Linked DNA regions of Homo sapiens: region 2 is linked to region 1. The links are chromatin loops, found by intact Hi-C in ENCODE. Cell type or tissue: Calu3. All regions are shown on one strand. Links, peaks and the distances in the headings refer to the core of each region. The heading gives the core; the rest is flanking DNA.

The links. A loop is a pair of places that touch in the nucleus more often than their neighbours do. Peaks named below come from ENCODE experiments on the same cell type or tissue, not always from the same donor. Only the 100,000 strongest peaks of a DNase experiment are listed, where the experiment ranks them.
Region 2: it touches region 1 in a loop (31-fold over the local background); 58 of 110 quality-filtered maps call a loop at or near these places.

What each region holds. Positions count from the first base shown.
Region 1 is chrX:138,189,190-138,194,579 of GRCh38, forward strand. No RefSeq gene overlaps it. Among named protein-coding and RNA genes, the nearest start is that of MIR504, 480 kb to the right of the region's middle. In Calu3, for the core only: no CTCF peak of the experiment used is centred there; a DNase peak (open chromatin) is centred at 3,002.
Region 2 is chrX:138,742,669-138,748,058 of GRCh38, forward strand. It overlaps a transcript of FGF13 not described here. Among named protein-coding and RNA genes, the nearest start is that of FGF13-AS1, 33 kb to the left of the region's middle. In Calu3, for the core only: no CTCF peak of the experiment used is centred there; a DNase peak (open chromatin) is centred at 2,763.

The sequences.
Region 1 (5,390 bases), core at 104-5,103:
CAGTTAGTAGAGTTCAAACATAACGTTAATATCTGTTGATGATGCAAGAACTTAACTTCTGGCCAGGATGCAGAAGTTTGAGGTTGGGTGTTCAAATTGCCCAAAACTGATGGGAGAATAAAAGTGGAGAGATGCTAAAGCCTTCAATGGCTACAGACTGTGTATTAATTTCCAGTGACTGGTGTAACAAATTGCCACAAATTGGAAGCTTAAAATAAAAGAAATTTTATCTATCTTGGATCAGAGTTCAGAAGTCTGTAATCAAGGTTTCTCCAGGGCTGCGCTTCCAATGAAGACCCTAGGAGAAAACACTTTCTTGCCTCTTTAAGCTTTTGGTGGCTCCAGGTATTCTTTTCCTTGTGACTGCTAAACTCCAATCTCTGCCTCTATGTTCACATGGCCTTTTTCTTCTTTTCCCTGTGTGTCTCCTTTGTGTGTTTCAAATAAAGGCATTGTCATTGGATTTAGAGTCCATGTGGATAATCAAGGATGATCTCATACGGAGATTCTTAATTACATCTGTACAGACACTTTTCCCAAATAAAGTCACATTCACGGGTTCCAGGGGTTGAGACATGGACATATATTTTTGGGGGCCAACATTCAACCCACAACAGGCAGTGATTTGACAGTTAAAACATTGATGGCTAAATGTCTAACTACATTTCATCTCTCAGATCCTATAGACACATGTTACAGTTAGTAGAGTTCAAACATAACGTTAATATCTGTTGATGATGCAAGAACTTAACTTTAGCAAATACTTTCTAGCTTTCATTACTGGGGACAACATACTTAAGAATAGTGGTAATATTAGACTGCCTAGTCATGGTAGGTAATTAATAAAAAATCTAGTACATATATCTGTGGCAATGCTAATTGATTCCTGGGTGCAATGGATCCAGTTATCTTGTCTAAGAGTACTTAAAATATTTTCACATTATTTTGTTATTTGTCAGCTAAATAATGAAGGGATGAACAAATGTGGCCTGTGAGAATGCTGTGGTCAAGGGTAGGGGGTAGGTCAACTGGGGAGTAAAGGGAGCAAGAAAAGAGAGGCTGAGGTTGGGGCTACTATCTCAGTCCAACTTCAGTCCCCTGGAACCAAGGTGTACACTCTCCTTATTTGGTACTGAAGTTGGAATTTGATAGGTGGATTAAACTGGACTTTAGGGTATATTGCCCCATTTGTGGAAGGTCACCAGAGTTTGTTCTATCACCTTGAGTTCTATTTTTCTGGAGTGATGAATAATCATTTAATGAAGGAATGATCCAGTTCATGTTACCTAAATTCTCACTAGACTTGATGAATCAGACATCATGAACGAATGATTCAGCTCATGTTACCTAAATTCTCACTAGACTTGTTGATGAATCAGACATTGAATCTATTAATTTAAAATGATAAGTAAAAGCTACAAGGAAATCTGAAATGTCCCTTCTGTTCAATAAGCCCAATCTCCTCCCAGAAGGGAGATCACAAGATCTAAATGTGGCTTGATGAGAATGGTGGCCTGGTTGAGGGAGGGCATGGAAAGGTCATAAACTCTGTTAACGAAGGAATGTCCCATCCACTCTATGTGCACCAAACCAAGTATTAAGTCGTCAAGCCACTATCTCTCTGGACATATCTGAAGAAGCTGGCAAGGGCCAATTCCAATTCTCCTTTTTCTGGACTCTGACATGACTGCCCTTCAATTTGTCTTGTCATTACATTACCCTTCCTACTTTAATAGATTTGCAGAACCTTTTATAACTTCCAAGTTGATAACTTATTTTATGCTGATTGCATTTAAGGTTGGCTGCTTCCTAGGAAGACACTTTATTCTTGTTAGTAATATGTCACCCTGCTGGATGGGTAACTGTAGGGAAGGCTTCCAGTAGCCAGCTGCTTTCATTCACAGGCAATTTTTAATCCAAAAAGATCCCATTTAAAATGCTTTTCTTTTTCATCCTTTTTATTCTTTCATGTCCACCTTGGTTCCACATCATCTTAGCTACTTTCATCCTTCTGGAGAATATTCATAAACCAAATATATACAACTAGGATGTCTACTGCACATGATATGCAATTTTCCATAGAGGTAATTGTTTACACTTTTCTTTCATATGCAAAAACATAAAACATACAAGTTATAACATGTAAAATATAGAAGTTCAAATGTTCCAGTGAATCTTTACTAGACAACTTTCATGGAGACAATCTTTTTGTGGATTGCATAGCAATTAACACCAAATCATCATATTAGAGATGGCCTTATAAAATTCCTTCATTCTGTGCTGAATAGAACAAATCAATAAATGTTATGCTTCTTTTCCAAGATTTTCCAGTGAGGTCAGTTGTAATTCAGGATAAACAAGAGAACATCTAGGGCAGTTAACTAGGGGGGGAGCTTGTAACTTTCACATCTCAAATCAGGGCTATTTAAATTTATCTGGAAATTTAATGCTTGATCAATGTTTGCTAGTGAACATATAGTTATTAGAAAAAGAATCATCCTATCAGTTATGTTGAATGTGGCAATTCTTAACACATTCAATCTTACTTTTGAAGAAATCTTAAAGAAAGCAGGTGAAAGGGGAAGATGGGCTAACATATGCATTATATATCTTCTTGCTGCATTGGAAACGTGCACACGTCTAATTATGTGCAAACAATAAATAAAGATCATCTGCGCAGGCTACATGGACTTTTGCACAGATCCTATATTTAGGAAGAAAGAGTAAAGGTAACCACTTTGCTCCAGGTGTATAGAAAGGAGCTTTGTGAAGATAAATTTTAATAGAACCATTCATTAAGGCTGTGCTTGCTAAGTGCCACAATAGATGATTTCACTAAACTATATAAATCAAGACAGCATTTCACTTTTTTTTTAAGTGAATGGAAGAAAAGGCTGGCTTTTTAATATGATTATTTTCATTTTGTATACTCTAGTTTATATTATTAACCAACACTGAAGCCTACTTGCTACCAGCAGAGGGAGCGCAAAGACAAGTTGTCAAGCTGCAGCAGCATGCAGGAGAATGAAGGCTTTTTTGGGGGGTGTAGGGTAGAGGCTGGAGGTATGAGATTACTCAAGAATGTACATCACTCAAGAAAAAGATAGCCACAAAAATAATTGCCAAAAAGTGCATAGATTACATAAATGAAGCCAAGTTTGGGAATCTATTGAAAGGGTCATTTTTCCACACCCACATTTAGCCCTCCTACTTCATCTACTGATTAAAACGAATTTAACAAGTTAATCATTACATCCTTTTCTTAACAAATGGAAGGAGTACCTAAGCAATTTTGGAAACTTTCTAGTTTATTCTTCTAACCATTGCTGAAAACAATCTTAAAATATCTGCACTTAGAGGGTCCAATTAATTATTTTTAAATTAGTTTAAAGTTGATTTTATCACACAGTGATTTGCCATCCATCTTTTAATGGTCATGTTTAATAATCCTCTTTATTTTAAGAGGCTTTTTTCCCTGCATATACATTTGCACGAGTTTAATTCAAACAAACTCTGTGACAATATGTACACAGAGATCTAATTTGAGCCATTGTTTTGTGAACAGTTTGATGTCTACTATAATCTGAATGTTTGTGCCTCCCAAAATTCATATGGTGATACTTAATCCCCAAGGCAGTAGTATTAGGATATTTAACCTTTGGAAGGTAATTAGGTCATCAATGCAGAGCCCTCCTGAATTGGATTAGTGCCTTTATAAAAGAGGCCTGAAGGAGGCTGTTTGCTTTTCTGCCATGTGAGGACGCATGGAAGGTACCATCTATGAGGAATGAGTCCTCACCAGATATCAAATCTCCCGAAGCCTTGATGTTGGACTTTCCAGCCTCCAGAACTGTGAGCAATATATTTTTGTTTATAAATGACCCAGTCCAAAGCATTTCGTTATAGCAGCCCCAAAGGACTAAGACAGTGTCCCACCTACATTCATGTATCAATTTATCCAACATATACTTATTGAAGACCTATGATATACTGGATACAATGATAAGATCAATGGACCCACTAGGGAATATGACAAAGAAACTTACAGTCTACTGGGTTAACAGGCGATAACCGATCAAACAAATAATATAATGTCAGAGAAATGCCATGAAGAAATTATGAGGATAATGTGAAAGAGTGACTGGATGGGAGAAGGGGCATATCTCTCAGAGATGATAATATTAACCCAGAGATCTAAATAAGGAGAAGGCCATACAAGGATCTAGCTGTGTCTGGCAAACTTTTTTCTTAAAGGGCTTGTGAGTCCTAAGATATTTGTCTCAACTTCTCAACTCTGCCACAAAAACAGCCGCAGTCAGTAGTAAATGAATGAGCACAGCTATGTTACAATAAAACTTTATTTACAAAAATAGATTGATGAAAGGGGAAACATCTTTCAGGCAAAGGGAACAGAAATATTAAAAGTCCTAAATCAGGAATAAGCTTGGCATTTTATAGGAACAAAAAGTCTAGTATGACTGGAGAATAATAAGGAAAGAATGAGACCAGCGTATGTCAGAGAGATAAATACTGGGCAGGTCAGCTTGTAGTTTGTGGTAAGTTGTTTGAACTTTATTCTAAGTATGAAAGGATACTTTTGGAGAATATTAAGCAGGTGATTATTAACATAATTATTAACATAATCTGATGTGCATTTTAAAAGATGAACTCTGTTGTGTGGAAAGTAGATTTTAGGGAGGAAGAGTAGAAGTCAAAGAATAGTTACTAGTTGGTTCTAATGAGAGGTGATGGCAGATTTGATTAGGATAATAATCAAAGTAGAGATAGGAATGGAGATAGCAGTGGATGGATTCAGTGTGTGTGTTGGAGGTATAATCAATAGGAATCACTGATGCACAAGGAAGATAAAGAGGGAAATCCAGAGTTTTCAACTTGAGCCTCTAGGTAAATGGTGATACCATTTACTGAGGTGGGAGAGATTAAAAGAGAAGCAGTATTTGGGGGCAAGACAGAAACCATAAGTACTCTTTTGGACATAAGAAACTTACAGTTGCCTATTAGATATTCAAAGAGGCAACTGGAGATATGAGACTGGAGCATGAAGCATATGGCAAGTCTAACAATATAACTTTAGGGGTCATTTATTAACAGAAAGTATCAAGTCTAAACATATAACTTTTCAAGTCATTAGTTAATAGATAATATCAATACCATTTAGTTAAATGTGCTCACCTAGGGACAGTGTATTGGACAGAAGAGATAAATGAAGATTGGTACCAAGCCTTGAGGTCCTCCATATTTAGAGTTTGAACAGAGAAGAAGCATCAAAGGAAACTGCTTTCCTCATCGGCCATGAGGAAGAGTAGGAGAGTGTATCCTTCCTAGAATTAAATGGAGAAGTGTCCCAAGATGAGAGAGTAGCCAATAAT
Region 2 (5,390 bases), core at 208-5,207, 550 kb after region 1:
CATTGCGGTCAAGCAGCACAAGTAAGCTTCCTGCCTTCCTGGAGGCCTCAATCAATACTCTGCCCTCTTCTTAAAGCCTAGACACATCGAAGGCAATAATGCCTGAGATTTAATCATTTCCTATTAAAATGCAAAGCTCTTGTCTCCAGGCCCCCTTGACAGTTTAATTGTTTTAAAATGTCTGCAGAAGCCGCTGTAAACAGATTTGTAGTACGTTGTTTACTTGCTGTGCCACCGCAGCCTCTTGGCTAATTAATGAGCATTTTGCTGCAAATTGGGCCTCTTGTATGCACTGATCCCTCACCTTGGGAAGAATTGATGGAAAGGAGGAATTTATGGGAGTAAGGACAGATATATTTTTCATTTAAAAAATACTGAGTACCCATGAGTTGAAATCTAATATCCACACAAAAACCTGCACGCTAATGTTTATAGCAGCTTTATTCATAGTTGCCAAAACTTAGAAGCAACCAAGATGTCCTTCAGTAGGTGAATGAATAAGTAAACTGTGGTACATCGAGACAATGGCATAAAAGAGGGCTAAAAGAGATGAGCTATCAAGCCATGAAAATACATAGAACTTTAAGTGCATATTACTAAGTGAAAGAAGCCAATCTGAAAAGGTTACTCCATGTGACTCCAACTGTATGACATTCTGGAAAAGGCAAAACTATGGAGGCAGTAAAAGGATCAGTGGTTGCCAGGGGTTGGTGGGGAAGGAGGGATGAATTAGAGGAGCACAGAGGATTTTTTCAGCAGTGAAACTCCTCTGTATGATACTATAATGGCCTTTTATACATTTGTCCAAACCCAGACAATGTACAGCACCAAGAGCAAGCCCTTATGTAATCTATGGACTTTCGGTGATAAGGGCATGTCAATATAGGTTCATCAATTGTAACAAATGTACCACTCCAGTGGGTGGATATTTCTAGTGGGGAGGCCATCCAGGGAATCACAGGGTATATGTCAACTCTGTACCTTATGATCAGTTATGCTATGAACCTAAAACTGCTCTAAAAATAAAGTCTATTTTTAAAACTTGTACTGGGTACCTAATATATTCCAGGAGTACGTTCTCTCTGATCTTCACGACAACCCTAGAAGGTTTTGTTTAGTTTTTTTCATTTTTGTTTTTGTTTTTGCCTATGTGGAAACTCACTAAGAGAGGTGAAGTTTTTTGTTCAAGGTCACAGAGATGGCAATTTGGAATACTATCAGGGGATTCAAAAGCTTGCTTAGTGGTTAACGTGGATACCCTTGATGGTTTCTCTCAACCCAGAGCTTTCAAGATTTTGTGTTCCTCCTCCTCCTCCTCCATAAAATGTTCTTCAGTGAATCCAATTGCTTGAAGTCTATCGCAATTGCCCAAGTCACTCATTTCCTACAATACTAAAGAGTTCCAGGAAGGAGGGGAAATGCCACACAGGAAGCTCTCCAACCACAGTTAGAAGGTTGGAAACCTTCATTCCTGTCAACCACTATGTACTGTGCTTCCTTTCATTTTCACTGAGGGTAACAGGGGCAGACAGAACAGCCAGGAAGATTCCTGCCCTCCTGCATGAACACAAGAGTCAGCTTCAAATAACAACCCATGAACTATACTAACCCACAGTGCAAATCCTAGTCAAGCACCATTGAGGCCCTGATGTATGGAAGGCATAGGTAAAGACTATTATATACCTCCAAATACCATCTATTTGATTATTTTGATATCATGGCCACAATCATGCAAAAACAGGTGGTGGGACTGGGGTGATAATTATTTCTTTATTGGGCTTTTATAAGAATTAAATGAGATATTTATATAAAGTCCTCAGCACAGTGCGTGGCATTTCGTAAGCAGTCAATGGAAGTTAGTCCTCTTACTTTACCCTTAGTCTCTTCTTGCCCATTCACTTGTCTCTCTTGTAACCTCATCATTATCCTGCTTGACATTTTTTGGCAGCATTTTTGTGAAAACAGATCAATAAGGAAGCAATCCACAAACATTAACTGAGTCCTTACAATGTATCAGGACCTTTGTCATGTGCAGGAGTTATAAATATGGAAAACACACACATACACACAGAGCCCAGGGGTTAAAGGAACGAGTCTAAATGGGAAGACATACATGAGTACAGTTCAAAAATATTACTCAGAATCCAAGGCCATCAAAATATGCTGAAGGTAGAAACTGGAGATGAGATGTTGAAGACAAGATTTGATTTGCTTAAGCCACTGGTTACACAAAGTACAACTTTCCCAAATATTGACTGTGTTATGTGTGCTGCCCATCATGGTTTCATAAGAAACAAATCTAAACAAGTGTACACAGCTGGTACTACTATATCTACGTGTTATTACTGACAAGAGCTGACTGATATCTCTGACACCTGGATGAGTCTTCCTCTAAAATGGTCTATCCTATACGAGAGTTAAAAGCAGCATAGTGCATGCTTTTATTCTGTTCAGTTGTGTTTCTGACATCATACTACATAACATCTAAATCTGTCAATGAACAAATTCCAGATATACCACAAATCATACATCTTTAAACTTGATGCCTGAACCTTTTAAAGGAGTTAGGGGTATGTGTGTGAGTGTGAATCTTATTAGTAGGAAGCCTTGTCCGAGGCATACATAATTTTCTGGCAACGGTGGAGAGTTATTCCATTCTTGCACAATTGTATACAATGCAGGGAAAATAAAAAAGTTACTTGGTTTGTGCAGTTCCTCTCTCTCTCTGAGGAAGAATAAGAGAATGGCCTCGTATGTGTTCATAGCACCCCCTTGTGGAGAAATAACGTATTTCAGTTGCATGCTAATCCTCCCAACAACAAGGCACCAACCCCGGCTTCAACAATTTCTTTTTCCTCTCAGGAGTTTCATGGAAAGATAAATTAAATATTTAGATTTTTCCAGGTTAGCATCTCGCGACAATAGGGACAAAACAAATCAAATTACAATCCTTATTCATTTCATTTATCTTGAAGATTCTCTTGGCCAATTTCAAAATTAATGTCAAATTCTTACTCTATTTCAGGAAAACTTCCTTTCCATTCTTTTATTCAGCAAACATTTCCTGGGTTCCCATTATGGATTAGGCCTGTTCTGGGTGTTTGAGACACGAGAATAAATAATCCCAAGTCCCTGCTGGGGAAGGAGCTTGTCTGGAGATGAGAGATACCTGCAGAAGGCAATCAGTGCCATCTTAAAGAATATAAGGCTCTGAGGCTGTACCAGGCCTGGCAAGACTCAGAGAAGGTGAGAGGGAACCAGAAAAACTTCACACAGCAGGTGATAGTTGAACTGAGCATTGAAAATTGAACAGCTGTTCCCAAGGCAGATGAGGTTGGTGAGGGAGAATATTTAGAAGTGTGAAATTACCTGAAACTAAACAGGACACAGCTGAAACTGGAAGTTGTTTGGCATGTCCACAGACTAAGGGGTGAGATTTGGCACAGAGGAGAGGGTTTGGGAGGTACACACTGAAGAAATAGGCAGGGAATAATTTAGGAAGCCAGTTTAAGGAGTTTGGATTTATCTCAATGGTGACTAGGTTTTACACCAGAAAGGAATCAAATGACATTCAGAAAGGTGACCTGGGCTGCAGAGTGGAGAATATGAGGGGGAAAGAGGAAGATAGGATATAGGGAGCTCTCTTAAGAGACACAGGTGACAGTGATGAGGATCTAAGTTAGCACCTCGTTGTGAGGATGAAGACTGGAGTTGTAGGTTCCCTACCAGAACCTAGATCATTGTCTATAAAAAAAAAAATAGTTCTATTGACCACAGAGCTATTTCCTAAAAGTAATTGGCTCTTGCAGGAGGGGGCAGAAAGAGACTATTTCAAATAGCTATCTAAGGTACTCTTTGATTTGACCAACACAATGCAGATGGACCTCACCACCTCCCTAGATTCACCCGGAAGCAACAGAGAAAAGTAGTGAAAAGCAGGGACCCTAGAGCCACAAGGGCATAGACTGGAGTCCTGTGCTCTTCTGCTTATGCTAAGCTATGCTTCATTGGGCTTGTCTCCTCAGATTTTTGAAACTCAGTTTCCTGCTCTGTAAAGTGGATCCAAAAATTCTGTCTATCTCATAGGTTGGTTGTAAGAACTCGAATAATGTATGCAAAGCACTTATCACAGTGCCCAGCATACAGTAAGCAGTGGGGTGGTTTCCTTCTTATTATTCTTCCTTGGCCAGTGTGGCCAGGCAAATTAGCCTTTTGTAAGATGGCTAGTATGCAAGTCCCTTAGTATCTCCCTAGGGCACTCTACCCTGGGCTGTAAGCAAAGCCTCTATTTGAAAGGTATCAAGTGATTTCATCTGTTTCCCTCGTAACCAGGGCAGACTCTAAGCTCCCTGATAGAGTTAGGAACAAACCAGGTTCTGACACTCCCAAGGGCCTGATCTGTGTGCCCACCAATTCTCATCAGAAAGAATGGAACCTGGAAACAAGGCTGACAACAGAATCCTATGGAAATTCTAAGTCAGTCAAGAAAAAGGCATGCTAACAGGAGAAGGCAGCCCAGCCAAGATAGGAGGCCAAACGAATTTGGCATTACTGGGGGCCAATGTGTAGGTGGCTCAGGGAGGGAGAGAGCAGGGTAGGCCTGGAGGAATTATTTGAGTCAAAGTGCATCTCACAGCAATCGCTTTTTTCATGATTTTCTTCATTGTTACCCTTCCTAAAAGAGAGTCTTGGAGAATAATAATCTGATCAAGATTCTCTGACTGAAAAGGTCCTGTGATCAGTGAGTTTGTGAAAGACTGCACAGCACACCAAACTATTGGTAATTAGTATTATGTATTTGGCTTGCTAAAGGTTCAACTAAAGCCTACGGTAAATAAATCTATTTTATGTGAGAAACTCCGGAATAAACATACTAATTTGCCTTCAGAATCCTTTATTTCCCACAGTAGCTACTAAGGTCCCTTAATAATAGCATTGAGTGAAAAACACTTCAAGGGCACGCCAGGCTGATGTCTCCTGGGCACAGGCCTCTTTAGCCAGGACTGACAGAATCACTCAGAAAGGCCCTTCTTCATGGCCTCTCAAAGGTCTTAATCTCAGTTGGCACTGTATTCTCAACCCATCTATCAGATGGCCAGAGCGGGATGAGGTCATAAAGTTTCCAAGGATGAGGCCATCTCCACTGCTTCTAGTATTTTTGGTTCTCTTCTAGGCAAGGGTTCTTTGAGGGAGCTTTTGGAGGCCTGGTACCTTGGAAATGGTAAAATTAAAGTCCTTGAAGACGTCCGCTTGACCTGGAGAGAATGGAGCTTCTCTGCCTGCCAACGAGATTCTAGGCTTCAGGAATAGTAACCTGAAGGGATGGAATGGGAGAGAATTCAAATACCGTTTCTCAAGCCCAAAGGTTCTCTGGGACTTCCACTAGTCCC